Linked DNA regions of Homo sapiens: region 2 is linked to region 1. A link is a loop called in an ENCODE intact Hi-C map of the cell type or tissue named here. Cell type or tissue: PC-9. All regions are shown on one strand.

Region 1 (8,000 bases):
GGAATGTTTCCTCTCATGTGGCCTGTCATCCTGACTCAAATTCCACCTTTTCGCTACACATTTCTTTTTACCTGAGGACTTTTGGGTTTTCCAAAGTTTTCTGTTGCAAATGTCTGGAAGTCACAGTGTGTTTCTGTGGAGACAGCACATGTTCAAGCCCCAGCTCTGCCGCTTACCAGCTGTGTGATCTTGGAGTTGACCAAGCGTCTTTCTGGGCCTCAGAGTTCTCATATGGGAGGTAGGGCTCTGGGGATGTGTCTGCCCACCTTACAGAGCAGTTGTGAGGTCCAACAATTCTGCGTGGGACACCAGTAAGGGCACTGGGGGAAGTCCAGGTTGGGCAGGAGAATAACGCCTTAACACATCAGTTTGTGTCTTAGTGGGACTTTATCCATCAGCCCCAGCCAGGCCCTGCCAGAGAGGAGCTCAGAAGAGAACTGAAGGAGGGGACCTAGGCGGAAGCTCTGGTTTTGAGGCCATGCAGAGTGGAGTTTAAATCTCATTTCTACCAATGATTTGGGAAGACTACTTAGCCTCTTTGTGCTTCAGCTTCATTATCTACATATTAGTATAACTGCAATCATAGGGTTGTTTATGAAGAGTAAATGAAGGAATTTGGACAAAGTATCTAAAGCATACTTTAGGAACTCACTAGCTTTCACTAGTGGCAGAGTGGAGTAAACTCCCAGCTTGATCAATTACCAGCTGAGTGACTTCAAGTGAAATATTGAATAACCCTGGGCCTCAGTTTACTTGTCTGTAAAATGGAATGATACCACCTACTTTATGTGGTAGTTTTTGAGGCTAATGTAGACAAAGAACCTGGTAGTAACAGCTCTTATTTTTATTTTATGAGACAGAATCTCGCTGTGTCACCCAGGCTGGAGTGCAGTGGTGCGATCTCGGCTCACTGCAACCTCCGCCCCCAGGGTTCAAGCAATTCTCCTGCCTCAGCCTCCCCAGTAGCTGGGATTACAGGCATGTGCCACCACACCTGGCTAATTTTTTGTATTTTTAGTAGAGATGGGGTTTCACTGCGTTAGCCAGGATGGTCTCAATCTCCTGACCTCATGATCCGCCCGCCTTGGCCTCCCAAAGTGCTGGGATTACAGGTGTGAGCCACCGCGACCTGCCAGCTCTTATTATTGTTATTATTTCTAAGGAGGTTTATTTTTTATTGAGGATCCCAGATCAATAGCTGCAACACAATGATCCAATGGAGAAGTTACGTGGATTATTCGCTATGGTGAGCCCCAGAATGAATGGGTCCCAGCATTCTCGCTGAGGATGGAAAGTTCCCAAGTGATTTCTCTTGCCAAATTATTTGTTTCCTAGAAGGGAAATAATACATGGAACTTGGCCACCCTGGGCTCAAGTCTCACTGTTTTCTGGGAATCACCTGATGTCAGGATTTGCAACATGAATACCTGGGCCAGGACAGGGAGCTCTGCCAGGCCACAGACAAAGGCTCCTTTGGTCCCTGGGGTGGCTTTAGCCACTGCTTGGCCAGTTGTCTGCCAGTTGACTCTCGGGTGTCATGTGACCACCCCTACTCAGAGATCTTCAGATAGACTTGAGTCGTTTGTGGGCATTTTGTCACATCCACAACCTTGTGAGGGTATAGAAAAAGTACATTTTCACCACAGAATACCCAGATGGACCCCATTCATACCAAAGAAATTTGCCTTATGCCAAGGGAGAAAGCAGGTGTTGTGGTACAGAAAGAGCACTGGGCTGGGAGTCCACCTGACATGTTATGACAGGCCTTGGCCCCCTCTGCTAATGGGCCCAGGGACTGTGGTTGTAGGGAAAAGAAACTCATACAATTTAGTCTGAGTGAAAAAACAGGGGCATTATTATCAGCACTCAGGGGCATTTCCTGGGACCTCTTTGCAGGAAGTCCACCTGGCCTCACAGCAAGTGGGAAGACACCATCTCTCTCTGACATCCCATAGGTGGCTGTGTCTGCAGCTCCCCGGACACTTGCTCAGCTCTCCTCCCTGCAGACCAACTGTCCTTGCCAGGCCTACTTTCTGTGCCTTACTTTGGCCACCACTGGCTTTGGCTGACTGTGACACTGACTCCACACTCAACACTCGAGGCTTTTCACAACTCACTGATGCAGCCGAGACCAACAATCCCCTTGTTTAAATAGTGAGGAGAGAGAATTTGACTGGCTTAACTCGAGTCACGTGTTTGCTTCTGGTCCAATCAGCTGTGAGCTGGGGCAGTGGGTCCCATTATGCCGTGGGTTGCTCCTCCTGGAGCTATGGACCAAGTAGGCTCTCCTGCAAGGGGATGCAGGTGGCAGAGAGAGAACGAACATTTGGAAAAATTGTTTCAGCTTTCTGGGCTTTATTTTCCTCTACTGAAAATAATCATCATTATTATGTTGGTCATTAAGTGGCCAATTAAATCATTTTGCATATGGAACCCAGCTGACCTTTCCCTTACCACAGCCCACCCCACTTCTGCACCTGTTCAGTCATCTGTGGCCACATACTAATAATCCTAACTCCATTTCACAGGATAAACGGAGTCCATTCTTTTTATTCTTTCCTTCTTTTCTTTTCCTCATTGCAGTAAGAATGCTTAACATGAGATCTATCCTCTTAAATTAGTAAGTATACAGTATATTATTGGTGATCATAGGTTCAGTGTTGTACAGCAGATCTCTGTAGCTTATTCATCTTGCAGTATTCGTCTTTCTGTAATTGGCTTCATTAACTTAGCATAATTTTTTCAAGCTTCATCCATGTTGTCCATATTGCAGAATTTCCTTATTTTCTAAAGGCTGAATAGTATTTCATTGTATGTTTATACCACATTTTCCAATTTCAATTATTTGAATAAATACCCAGAAGTGAGATTGCTGGATCATATTGTAGTTCTAGTTTTAATTTTTTGAGAAAGCGCTATACTGTTTTTCTTTTTTTTTTTTGAGACGGAGTCTCTGTCGCCCAGGCTGGAGTGCATGGCGCGATCTCGGGTCACTGCAACCTCCGCCACCCAAGTTCAAGCAATTCTCCTGCCTCAGCCTCCTAAGTAGCTGGGACTACAGGCGCTTGCCACCACGCCTGGCAAATTTTTTGTATTTTTAGTAGGGATGGGGTTTCACCTTGTTGGCCAGGATGGTCTCGACCTCCTGAACTCGTGATCCACCTGCCTCAGCCTCCCAAAGTGCTGGGATTACAGGTGTGAGCCACCAAGCCCAGCCTGAGAAACCGCTATACTGTTTTTCAGAGTGGCTATATCATTTTGCATTCCCACCAATGGTGTGCAAAGATTTCAATTTCTCCACTTCTTTGCTAACACTTGTCTTTTGTTTTTTGGTAATAGCCATCCTAACAGATGTGAGGTGATATCTCATTGTGGCTTTCATTTGCATTTCTCTGATAACTATTGATGTTGAGCATTTTTTCATATACCCGTTGGCCATTTTGTATGTCTTCTTTGGAGAAATGTCTATTCAAGTTCTTAACCCATTTTAAATTGAGTTATCAGGGTGTTTTTTTTTTTTTTTTTTTGTACTACTGAGTTGTAAGGGTTCCTTATATGTCTTAGAGATTAACCTCTTATCAGACATATGATTTGCAAATATTTTCTCCCATTCCATAGATTGCTTTTTCACATTGTTGATTGTTTTCTTTGCTGTGCAGAAGCTTTTTAGTTTGACATCGTCCCACTTGTTTACTTTTGGTTTTGTTGCCTGCATTTTTGGTGTCATATTCATTATAGGAAGTGCATTCTTCAAGAAAGTTCTCTTCTCTAGGGCATTTCTGGGACTCCTGAGGAATGTGTACAGGTTTCTTAAGTGGTGGCGTGTCATCCCCTGCAGGCCACTTGCTCTGCATTCTTGCCCCACTCGAGCTCAGCTGGACATCTCCAGCATCCTGTTTTCCAGGCTGCAGACGCATATCTTTATCCCTAATATGGATGTGAGCTCCTTCCTTCAGGGCCCGAAGCACAGCTGAAATATGATGGAAATGGTATAACTTTACTATTTGGGGATAATGGAATTTAACTAGAAGAATAAGGTTTGCCCTGTGTAGCTTCTATGGGGCTTTCATAGGCTAGAGGACCCTGAAGAGACCTTCAGAACATTTCTGCTGATGAGTCCCAGCCACTCTCAGAGAGAGGAAGAGCTCCATCCCTGAGTCCCAAGTCCACCTCATCTCATTCACCAGGAATCGTCCCATTTCCCAGGAAGCCTGCCAATGGGCTTCCATTTTCTTTCCTCTGAAGGGAATGTCCCCTCCGCTGCCCCAACCAGGCTGCTGTCTGACCCCACAACCTCTACCAAGTGGTCACACTTGTCATTGCCCCTCTCCCAAATCTGGCTTCTTCAACTAAAGTAGCCTGCAGGAGTAACTCAATTGCCCGGACCTGGTTTTGGGGGCCAAGCCTGGACCAGGGTCCTTTCATCATCTGCCAACATTCAGAAAAGAGAAGATGGGGCCTGCATCTCCCTCCTGGTACGGGCAGGTCTTGGCAGCAGATCACCTGTGAGCTCATTCTTGGTCAAAAATACAAATGAAACTTCCAAGAATAAACAGTGATCTTCAGACATAGGACACTGAAATCCCATGTTTTACAGAAAATGAATTTCTGACTTTAGATTTCATCTGAGGAGTCTCCGATTGACATTTGTTAATGATATGCATTAGAATGAGAACTGGTCCTACCAGCACTACCAGGAGGGCCCAGTGACATGGCCCCTCCTGAACAAAGGGAGTATCTGCTCAAAGGTAAATTCATTTGTTTTTTCTTTATGGACTAAAGAGATTATCTGACATTCCCCAAATGGCGATTTTCCACCTTCAATATTTAAAGCCGCAGTCTCTTCCAGGTGCCCCGCTACAATAAATTATGTTCTTTGATCCTCCCAACAACTTTGTAAGGTAAGGTATGATTTTCTTCCTCTTGGAAATAAGGAAACTGAAGCTCAGGGGCATGTGATAATTAGCCTAAGGCTAGTAAATTGCAGGGTAGGATTCAAACCCAGGTTGGACTCAGTCCTTTGGCCTACATCAGGCTTGTCCCATGGCTCTTCCAGGTTACAGTTCTGAGGTCCTTATGATACTGGGCAGCTCTGATGCTAGTGTGTGGGAAGGCAGGAGGTAACTCTCCAAAGGGAACTTCTAAGGAAGGACCAGCTGTGTCATGTGCAGGGCCCACTGAAGGATGGCAGTGTGGGGCCCTTATTCAAAAGTTTCTAAGAATTCAAGGGCCGGGCGCCGTGGCTCATGCCTGTAATCTCAGCACTTTGTGAGGCCGAGACAGGCAGATCACTTGAGGCCAGGCATTTCACCAACATGGTGAAACCCCGTCTCTACCAAAAATAGAAAAATTAGCTGGGTGTAATGGCGCATGCCTGTAATCCCAGCTACTGGGGAGGCTGAGGCATAAGAATCGTTTGAACCCAGGAGGTGGAGGCTGCAGTGAGCCGAGATTGTGCCACTGCACTCCAGCCTGAGTGACAGGACGAGACTCTGTCTCCAAAAAAAAAAAAAAAAAAAAAAAAGAGAATTCAAGACCCCAACAGCATAGCTTTAAACAAAGCACAGGGCCCTTGTGAGCCCTGGGCCCCATGCAGGTGGCATGCCTGTGGAGCTGGGGAGCAGGATGAGTCACCTTGCTCCTGCAAGGAGTGCGGGCTGCAGGGTGATCTGGCACTGTGGGAAATGGGGCAGTTTTCTAGTGAGTCTTCTCCGCCTGCTCCCTGTCAGGTGACATGATTGTCAGAAAGAGCAAGAGACTGAAGTGTCGAGTGTACCAGATAATTTTTGCAGTTTAGCTGCTTTTATTCCTTCCCTATTGTTGTTGTTTTGAATAATCTGTGTGGCTTTTGAAGAAATTGCTCAAACCGGTTTGAGCCTTAATAAGATATGAAAAAATTGGAGGCAAAGGGTTCCTGGTGATAAAAGCACAGCTTTCATGTGGCGCTGCAGGCGCCGGGAGCGGAGAAGCCGGGTACGGCGCACTCATCAGAGGCAGGTGGGCGGCCAGAGTGCTGTGCGCAGTGGGACTTGGCACTAAACAGCAGAATGACAATTGGAAACATAAAAGCCAAGGCAGAAAGTGAGAAGGAAATAGAGAAAAACAAACCCCCAACTCAACTACAGCCACCTGAATGAGGAGGAAGGTGAGGGAGGAAGGCCGCCGGTAAGGATCATAAGTGGTGAGCAGCCCCTGCTGGCAGGTGAGGTCTCTGGTGGTTCCCCCCAGGACAGAGGTATTTGGGCACCTGGCTGGGACTCCCCAAAAGGCAGTTTGCTAGAGAGGGACTAATGTGAACTGACACCTCCAAAATTCCCAGGTCATTGTTGTCTAACCAGCTCCTCTGAAAGCCAATCTCTGGCTTGGCGCTTCATCAAAGGTCCGTGACCATCCTATGTGCAGCTTGGAGCTGGCCTTGGGGATACAGTGGCTAATAGTCAGGTGAGGTCCCTGTCCTCCTGGGATTCTCAGTCTGGGGGAGGAGCTGCACAAATGGGCAGACAGGTAGACTTGCAGGGGAGGTGCTGAGGGGTGTATGCAGAAGAGCCATCTCACCCAGAGATGACCTCTCCCTGGGAAAGCAACATGTGACATTTCCATCCAACAGGAAATCTGAAGGATAAGTAGAATTTATCCATGAGTTGGAGATGGTGAGGGTGAGGAGGGGATTCCTGGCTATGGGGAAAACATGGGCAAAGGCCAGGAAGCAAGAAATGGGATGTTGCATTGGAGTGATGGAAAAACCTTTTAGTCAGCAAACATTAATTGAGTGGCTACTATGTGCTGCAATGCTAGTGAGCCATCCCTTATGCTTGACTGTGCCACTCCCAGTCACTTGCTTTTCCACTTTGAGACCCTTGCCTGCTTCCCTGTTTTCTCTATTCTTTCCATCCCACAACATCAATTGGTCCCCTCCCTTGAATTTATTCCATGTATTAGCAGAATACAAATTTAATTGCTATTTCAGAGACCAAAATACCATTGACTCAAATAAGAAAGAGGGAAGTTAATTGTGCTGTCACAAGACTCCCCCAGAATAAGCAGCGTTAAATTAGCCTAAAGCTGTCTCCTTACATATTCTAAGTTCAGCCTAAAGGTTTCTCTGCGCACAGTGAACTGTAACCTAACTGGATGTCTAAACAGACTGTAACCTGCTCTTGTGCCAATCACCAAGTTTTGGCCAATCAAACTTGGACAACTGTTACAAACCATGTTCAAATAAGGCAAATGTGGAACTGTAAACAATCCAGCTGTTTCTATACCTCACTTCCGTTTTCTGAACATCACTTTCTCTTTTTTTTCCTCTCTGAAACTATTCTGGTTTAGGGGGCTGCCCAACTTGTGAATCATTCTTTGCTTGATTAAACTCTGTTAAATGTAGTTTGTCTAATTTCTTTCTCTCTTTCTTTCTTTCTTTTTTGAGACGGGATCTTGCTCTGTTGCCCAGGCTGGAGTTCAGTGGTGCAATCATAGCTCACTGCAATGTCCGCCTCCCAGGCTCAAGTCATCCTCCCACCTCAGCCTCCTGAGTAGCTGGGACCATAAGTATGTCCCACTGTGTTTGGCTAATATTTGTATTTTCGGTAGAGATGGGGTTTTGCCATGTTGCCCAAGCTGGTCTAGAACTCCTGAGCTCAGGTGATCCGCCTGCCTTGGCCTCCCAAAGTGCTGGAATTACAGACGTGAGCCACCATGCCCGGCCCAGGTTTTTCTCTTAACAGCAGTTGGTTGTTGAGGTGACTCCACAGAGGTGAGGACCCAGGATCTTCCCATCTTGTTCACAATTCAGAAAGTGTCCTTGAATACATGCTTTAAAATGGCTCTCCACTACGTTGGCTTTTCCTGAGACAAGACAGAAAGAGACAGAGCAGTGCACACTCATTTCCTTTGCAGCTATGTCCCGGAAGTTCTGGGCATCATTTCTGTTCACATCCCCTTGGCTAGAGCTTAGTCATGTGACCAGGCCAGATGCAGGGAAATCTGGGAAATTATTCCCCGTG
Region 2 (8,000 bases), 66 kb after region 1:
TGTTGCATAACAAATCATCCCAGAGACTAAGGCTTAAAATAACAGTATTTATTATTTCTTACAATTCTGTGGTTTGGCTGGGATTCAGCTGGGCCAGTTCTTCTGCTGGTCTTGCTTAGGGTCTTTCATGAGGCTGCATTTAGTTTAGAGTTTGGTCAAGCCTTGATGTTCAAATGGTCATTCATCCTCAGGGCATCTGATCATTCATTAGTCTAGGCTGGACTTCCTTAAAGCCTGGGCTCCAAGGGAGAAGAAGCAGAAGCTTAAGGCCTGGGCTCAGAAGTCTGAGAATGTCACTTCCTCCCCATTCTATTGGCCTGAACAAGTCCTGAGGCCAGCCCACATTTAAGGAGAGGGTAATAAGTAGACTCCTCCAAAATTAAAGCAAGGAGTGGTGTTCATGAAGAGAGATGGGGAATTATTGGCAGCTGTACCTGGAGACTGTCTACTATACACTTGATCTTAGTCAAAGGGCCAAGAAGCAATAGGACTCTCTACTATATTATAATTAACCTTGCTTCACAGTGGAGAAACTAAGACTTCAAGGGATAAAGAAAAGTGCCCAAGAGCACAGAAGAAACGAGTGGCAGAACTAGGATGTCAATTTCAGAACAGTCTAATTCCAAATTCAATGTTCTTTGCTTACTGATGACTGTTCTTAATAGCTCTTCTTGAATCTCACATGGTAGACTGATAGCCCCCATGGCCACCCCTCTGCTTTTTTACTTTCTTAGCATAGTGGCCAGCGTTTAGGGAAGGATAGAATATTACAGACCCAGAATTTCTTCCAGCCTCCACAACTAATTAACTGTATAAGTTTCTGAACCATTCTGAGTGTTTCTTCCTTTTCTGTGAAATGGGATAGTAAAGATACCTGCCACACAAGATTTGGGGGAGGCTTTAATGAGACAATATAAGTAAGGTACTCTGTACAATGCAGGCACCTGAGTTTTAAGGTGCCACATGTGTCTCCAGCTGAACCCAAAACGAGCCTTCACAGACGAGTTTTGTAATTATATCGGGTCATTGAGCACACACCCACATTTAATTTTAATCCAAAGATATGCTCTGATATCAGCAAGACTGCTTCTAAGGAACTGGCTTGGTCTAGGATATGGTCATCACACTCACTGCTGTGAGACTCTGTCTAGTTGTCCTGACTTCCTGTACCTATAGAGAATGTTTCACCAAAAAAGGGGATGAACAGAAATATATGTAGCTCTGATGGTGGGATTTAAGATAGGTATAAATCTAAGTATCAGAAAGCTAGAGGGATAAAATGAATAAATATCCCCTGAGGACAACTTGTGCCTCATCCTGGGTGCCCGGGATTAGTCAAGACTCTTTTGGTTATTAGAGATGACATGCCAACACTGATTCCAGCCAGCTTAAGCAAAAGGGGGGAATTAATGGTCGGGCATGGCTGGACTCAGGGGCTTATACAGCGTTGTCAGAAATCACTCATCACCATTGCTCAGTTCTGCTTCTCTAGTGCCCTCTGTTGTAGCCAGGCTTTTTCCTGGGCAGCCTTTGATTTGCCTCTAGTTCTATGACCCAAATAGTAGCTTCCTTCTCTTCCTATTTCACATATATACACCGAATTATAATTGGCTGAGGTTGAGTCAGATGTGCTTCTTGACCAATCACAGAGTCCTAGAAAGTGGAATCTGTTTGGCTAGCCTATGTCAGGACTCACAAAGTAGAATCTAATTGCCTAGTTTGTGTCAGGGCTCGCAAAGTGAAATCTAATTGACTTGGCTGTCAGGGCCCCCTCCGTGGCCCAGGGGCAGGACTTCCGTGATTAGTCCCCCTGTGGATGAAGGGACAGCTCTGCCGAGGAAGTGGGGGGTACACTTAGCAAGTTGTCTTGAAGGCAGTTCCAATGTAGCTAAGCTCTAGATTTACCAACATCTCTGGGAAAAGACATTTGTAAGTGTGAACACAGTCCATGTAGCTGCTCCTCCGTGGTTTGGGTGAAGGGCATTTTCCTATTGATAATCCCTTTGTGCCCCACTTGCTATGTTTATTTATGGATATTTATTTTCCTACCAGTTGAAGGAAGTACTAAAAATAGGGGTATAACCATCAACCAAAGTTCCCAGCTTCTAATTTAACAGCCAAATGTCACAACATTTATTTTGCATCCCCTGGATTAACCAGCTCACTTAGTAAGCCAACGTTTGTGAAAAAGATTATATTTCTTTTATTTGTTCCCAAATGTTGCCATTGTATACAAAAATGAGACAGTGTTCCTTTTGGGGAGAAGTTTCTACTTTGGGTTTAAACCAAACAAAATAATATTTAAGGCAACATTAAATAAATTATTTATCATGTTGGTCAACGTTTTGGGGAATATAGCTTAGATAAACATATTTTTAAGGTCAGCCACTCTAAGGGCTGGGTTTTATAAAAACAACCTCTGAGGAGCTTTAATAAATCTTTTAAAAAGAAAAAAAAAGTCAAGCACTTGTTTTCATTGCTGAATCATTTCTATTGCTAAATAATGGCCATTCAAGAGGTAAGCTTCGCCAGGAGGTCCTGATAGCCACACTGAGAAACTCACATATTATGAAAAATCTGGGTGATGGCAGGCATTGTTGGCCATGCTTAGATTTCTGTTAAAGCAACCCAGTCCTTTGGTTGCATTTTAAATCAGATCAATGGACAGAGCTATCTGATTTGGGTCATAAAACTGTCAAATGAAGATAAATTCATTCCTAGTCAATGGGAGACTTCAGAGTAGAAGTAGAATATATGTAAGTAAGAAATAATGTATTTCTATTCCCTCAAAATAAACAGGATTACCAGATTCATTGAGTGCATTTAATTCACCTCCTGGGTCTTCCATCTCTTCAAATTACAGCCAAAGGCATCTTTTGGACTCATTTCAATAGAAGTGGTATTCCTAATGGTATTCCTCAGTCAAAGAGGGGTATGGGGAGGAAAGAAAGTTTGGATTAGAAGAAATGGAAATGGAAGGAGAGGGCCAAAGAGACCAGTAAGAAAGGGAGAGCACCAGGAGGAGAGGAGAGGCAGAAACAGGACATGGAGAAAACCCACCTTCGCAGGGACTGGGGAGAGACCAGCTTTGAGGCACTGCTCACTGTGGCTCTGGTTTCATTTTTGGAGTGGTTAGTAATCTGCCTGAAACTTGATGGGCTCACATGACCAGTTCTTATCTATGCAAAGAGGCAGTTTCCCTGGTTCTGGTCCCAGTTCCCCATGGTTTTGAAAGGAGAGCTGGGGTGGGGAATGAGCCCAGAGATTCTGAGTCTTGTCTCTTCCAAGGGTGGAGCCTGCAGCAGAATTTCATGGTTTCAAAAAAGAAGATTATTTCTGTTTATAAGTGAGAAGGAATGTCACTAAGGAGTTGAAGAAGTTGAGGTTTCATTACCATAAATTGCCTTAGGGCTTGAATGTTCAGGAGAAGAGAGCCTGACTAACCACATCTGGGGCTTGAGGTTTTTTTGAACTGGTAATAAAAATAATCTCTGCAAAATATTTTGAAAATATTTGATAAACACAAGACTGAGGCTGCTGCCTACATACATGAATTTTTTTTAAAAAAATGTTTGAATTCAGATTAGCAACCTGTTAGCAACCAGCCAGTACTTGGGTTATACACAAAAGGGAATGTAGAAATGCAGGTTTCAGAGCAATGTGATACTGAGTCCAAATCCCAGCTCTGTCATTTATTAGTGGTATAACCATGGACATTCTACTTCACTTCTTTGTGCCTCAGTGTTGTCGTCCATAAAATGGAAATAAGTGCTCTTTCAAAGAGTATCCATGGGAAATGAACAAGGCAAATTGTATGGAAATTATATTATAACAGAAAATTATATAAACTATATAAATTATAATAGAGAACAAAAATGGCACTAATACTTCTGTTCTCCCCATCTACTTACTTTCCTTTGATGTTGCAGATACCTCATTAAGAGGTAGAGTCGATGTCCCCATCTCTCGAATCTTGGTTAACTATGTGATTTGCGGCATTAGCAAATGCAAAGCAAGCAGAGATTTGAAAATTGCTTGTCCATTTGAACTTTCTCTCTCTTGCTGGGCTTGGAACACTGAGTTGTATGCAGATGAGCCTCAACTAGCCTACTGGAGGATGATAGCCAAGTCCCCTGCTGATACCCTGTCACCTACCAGTTATGTAGAGAGGCCATTCCAGATCACCCAGCCACTGGCCCACCTATCAACTGACTACTGTGGCATGAGAGGGACCAGCAACAGAGATTAGCTTAACCAGCTTAGAGCAAAGACCACCCAGCCAACACACAGCATTGAGAGCTAAATTTAAAAGTAATTGTTTTAAGCCACAAAGTTGTGGGGTGGTTTGCTATACAGCAAAAGTAAATTCATCAGGTGGCATCCACCCTGTTATCCCCCTTGTTGATTGGATCAACCAGTCATTTAAATAGGATTTTAAACTCATTTTTGTTCAAAGTGATTTTTTTTTTTCTGTAGAGACAGCCTAGGGGATGGCAAGCCTTCTAGTAGCTATTTTGTACAGTCATGTGGCTTAAAATAAGTTGCAAAAGACAAGGAGATTTAAGACATCAATAATTTTTTTCTGAAACTATTTTAAAGTTGTTCCTTCCATCATATTTAAAAAGTTTAGCATCGACATTCTCAAAGCTGGAATAATGTGCAAAGTGAATACCATGTGCTAAAGCTCACTGAGGTTCGATCGTAAGATCAGTTGAAATAGAAAGTAGCTCTGAAACAGTTCTGGAATCCTTAACCCAGGGAACCAACTGGAACTAAAGGAAATGAAATGGAACTAAAAGGGATGAAACTGAATAGGAGGAAGGCCAGTGCCTGGGAGCTCATCTGCATTCTCTGGTGGGAGAAGCAAGCTTTGCCAACTTCCCAACTGTAGAGGAGATAAAAGAGTTTATGGACCAAAGCAAAATGAAGGCTTATCCAGATAATTTAGGCCAACAGCACACCCCCACCTGAATTCACCAGTGAACTGCAGACAAAGTGTGTCTGACGGCTTGTGTTATCTGGATGGCTGTCTTGTTCTTCCACTGTCCTTTGAGTATGTCTGCCCTTTTGCATTCTGATTTCCTTTTATTGTCCACATTGTTTTAATCCAGGTTGCTGTTCTATGAGATTTTCGTGGTAGGGTGCTTGGGTAAGTTCTGGAAGCAAACTTTTGGCCTGAAGAGTACAAAGCATTTATTTATTTATTTATTATGTATTTATTATTCAATTGTTAAGTGCTAGAGACTTTGCTAGGCTTTAAGGATGCAACAGAACCAAAAGAGACAAAATAGCTAGTCTTGCAGCTTAAGTCTGGTGGGGAAAAAGGTTTATAACAAAGTAGGTATAATAATGTGAGAAGTGCTGTGATTGGGGAAGTACAAGGAATTGTTGGAGAATGTAGGATGAGCACCTAACAATGACTTGGTTTAAGTGGCCAAGAAGCACATCACAAAGGAAGTGGTTCCTAAGATGAAAGACAAAGAACAAGTAGCAGGTAATGTGAAGAGGTAAAGGAGAGAGTATTATGAAGCCTAGCCTGAGAGGGTATTGGGGAACTGCAATATTGATATGGCCAAATGCTTGAATGAGCATCAAGTTGTCAGTGGAAACACAGTACCACTGACTGGAAGAATGGTAAACACCAAAACCATGGCCAAATCATGGACATGACCTGCTTGTTAATTCCATCCCAGAATCATGGTTAATTTCAGGTAGTGCGCTGATTGATGCTTTTGACAGTTGCACTCTGTGGCCAGAGAAGATGCAGTGGGAACATGTTAGTAGATTGTTAGTTTTCTGAATGAGGATCATCAAGTCAACGTAAGTACACATCCCTGAAGGTTAAGGCAGACCCTGTAGCACCCTCCTCCTACTTCTCTCCAATTAATATTCAAAAGTAGGGTGAGGCCCAGAATTCAAAGAAATATGACTGTCATGAAGTGGGACTCCAAGAGATTTAAATTTTAAAATTCCTTGTAAAAAATGTAGGCTACTGACCAGAAGCACAGGTTCCCGGTGTGAAGCACAGGTGAAAAGACCCCTGCATTAGTTACTGGTCCTGTATAGCAAATCATCTCAAAACTCAGTAGCTTAAAACAGCAAACATATATTATCTTACAGTTTCTATGGGTCAGGAATCTGGCTGCAGCTTAGCTAGACATCTCTGGGATTGTGGCCTCTCATGAAGTTGGAGTCAAAGTGTCAGCCAGGGCTGCACTCTCATCTGAAGGGCTGACTGGGGAGGATCTGCTTCTAAGCTCACTCATGGGGTTGTCGACTGGATTCAGTTTCTCCTGGCCCTTGGATTGAATGCCTCCATTTCTTGCTGGGTATCAGACAGAAGCCTCTCTCAGTTTTAGCCACGTGGATCTCTCCATAGGGCACCTGATAACCTGGCAACTGGCTTCTCTTAGGGCTAGCTTTGCAGTGACAAAAAGCACCCAAGATGGAAGCCACGGTCTTTTTATAACTGCATTTTAAGAGTGAAATCTCGTCACTTCTGCTCTATTCTATTTGTTAGGGACAAGTCAGTAAATTCAGTCCACACTCAAGAAGAGAGATTTACACAAAGGGCATGAATACCAGGAGGCTGGGATCATTGGACGCCATCTTAGAGGTTGCCTATGACATTCTCCAAACAAAGCAATGATTGTGTATGTTCTTCCTTTTGAATATGCCAGAGTGTTTTATCCTAAATGGGTCTCAGGATTAGAGGGAACCAGAAAGGTCATCTAATTCAATTCACATTTAATAATATGTCCCATACTCTCTGTGCCAACTCAGCTTGAAGGCCTCCATAGAGTTCTCCCTGGTTAGGAAAGTCTTCCTTGTTGCAAGCTGAAATGTGGCCAAAGGGCCCTGTGCTTTGCTTGATCAAAAATTTCCATATCCCTCCCCTTTCTCCCAAAGACAATGAGGTATTTAACTAGAAACACATTTTGTTTCTTTGTTCATATGTCTACTTTCTCTTTTTGCTTCTCCTTCTACTAATTTTAGGAGATTGATTTTCTATCCTATCCTGATACAGTCTCTTATTAGTTCTAATTGTTTGTGGATTCTTTTGGAGTTTTTAATGTGGGCAATCATAAAATCATAACATCTGGAAATTACAATTTGTCTCTTCTATTCCATTCCATGGACCTCACTTCTTTTTCTTGTCTTTGGCATAAGCCAGGATCTCCAGAGCTGTGTTGAGTAGAAGTGGACATCTTTGTCTACTTTGTAACTTTCCTCTAACTTCTTACCGTCTTAGTAACAGACTCTTTGCTCATGAAAGACCCAACTATCACTTCCTTTAGGATTGCTAATGAAAGGAATCAAGAAATTTTTTAGCCCGTTCAGGCTGCTATAACAAAATACCACAAACTGGGTAGATTTTAAACAACAGAAATTTATTTGTCAGAGTTCTGGAGGCTAGAAAATCCAGGATAAAGGTGTTGGCAGATTCAGTATCTGGTGAGGACCTGTGTTCTGGGTCAGAGATGACACCTAGCTGTGACTTCACGTGGTGGAAGGGGCAAAGGGCCTCGCTCCAGCCTCTTTTATAAGGGTGCTAATCCCATTCATGAGGGCTCCACCCTCATGACCTAATCACCTCCCCAAGGCCCTGCCTCCTAACACCATCACATTGTGGGTTAGTATTTCAATATATAAATTTGTGGGAGATGGGGAACATAAATATTCAGTCCATTGTAAAAAGGCTGGAAACTTAGTCGTGTTTTGTTTTTTTTGGACACCCATGGAACATGGAACATTATCTTCATTCAATTCAAGCTTGAGCTCCTTTTCTATGCCATGTGCTGTCCAGGTGCCGGGTTGGGGGCTCTTGAAAAAGAGTTCGCAGTCTTCCCAGGAGAGGTGATGACACAACCTCATCATCTTCATTATCGCAGGAAGCGTGGGCAAGACCCAGGGGCGTAGGAAGGTGGGAGAAGCTATGTCTTCAAGGAGAGTCAGAGAAAGCTTCCCAAGAAGGTGCCCTTTGAGGTGGCTCCTGCAGC

The links. Peaks named below come from ENCODE experiments on the same cell type or tissue, not always from the same donor. Only the 100,000 strongest peaks of a DNase experiment are listed, where the experiment ranks them.
Region 2: a loop joins it to region 1, with 6 times the contacts of the local background. A loop is called at or near these places in 2 of 110 quality-filtered maps.

What each region holds. Positions count from the first base shown.
Region 1 is chr10:113,293,609-113,301,608 of GRCh38, forward strand. It overlaps LOC105378490 (a long non-coding RNA gene), which reads left to right and starts at 7,634. Exons shown (of 2, transcript XR_946329.2): 1 at 7,634-8,000. RefSeq lists an enhancer at 7,239-7,418. In PC-9, a CTCF peak has its summit at 3,856; DNase peaks (open chromatin) are centred at 3,773 and 5,653; H3K27ac peaks cover 1,424 bases.
Region 2 is chr10:113,359,581-113,367,580 of GRCh38, forward strand. No RefSeq gene overlaps it. Among named protein-coding and RNA genes, the nearest start is that of HABP2, 190 kb to the right of the region's middle. In PC-9, no CTCF peak of the experiment used is centred here; a DNase peak (open chromatin) is centred at 3,461.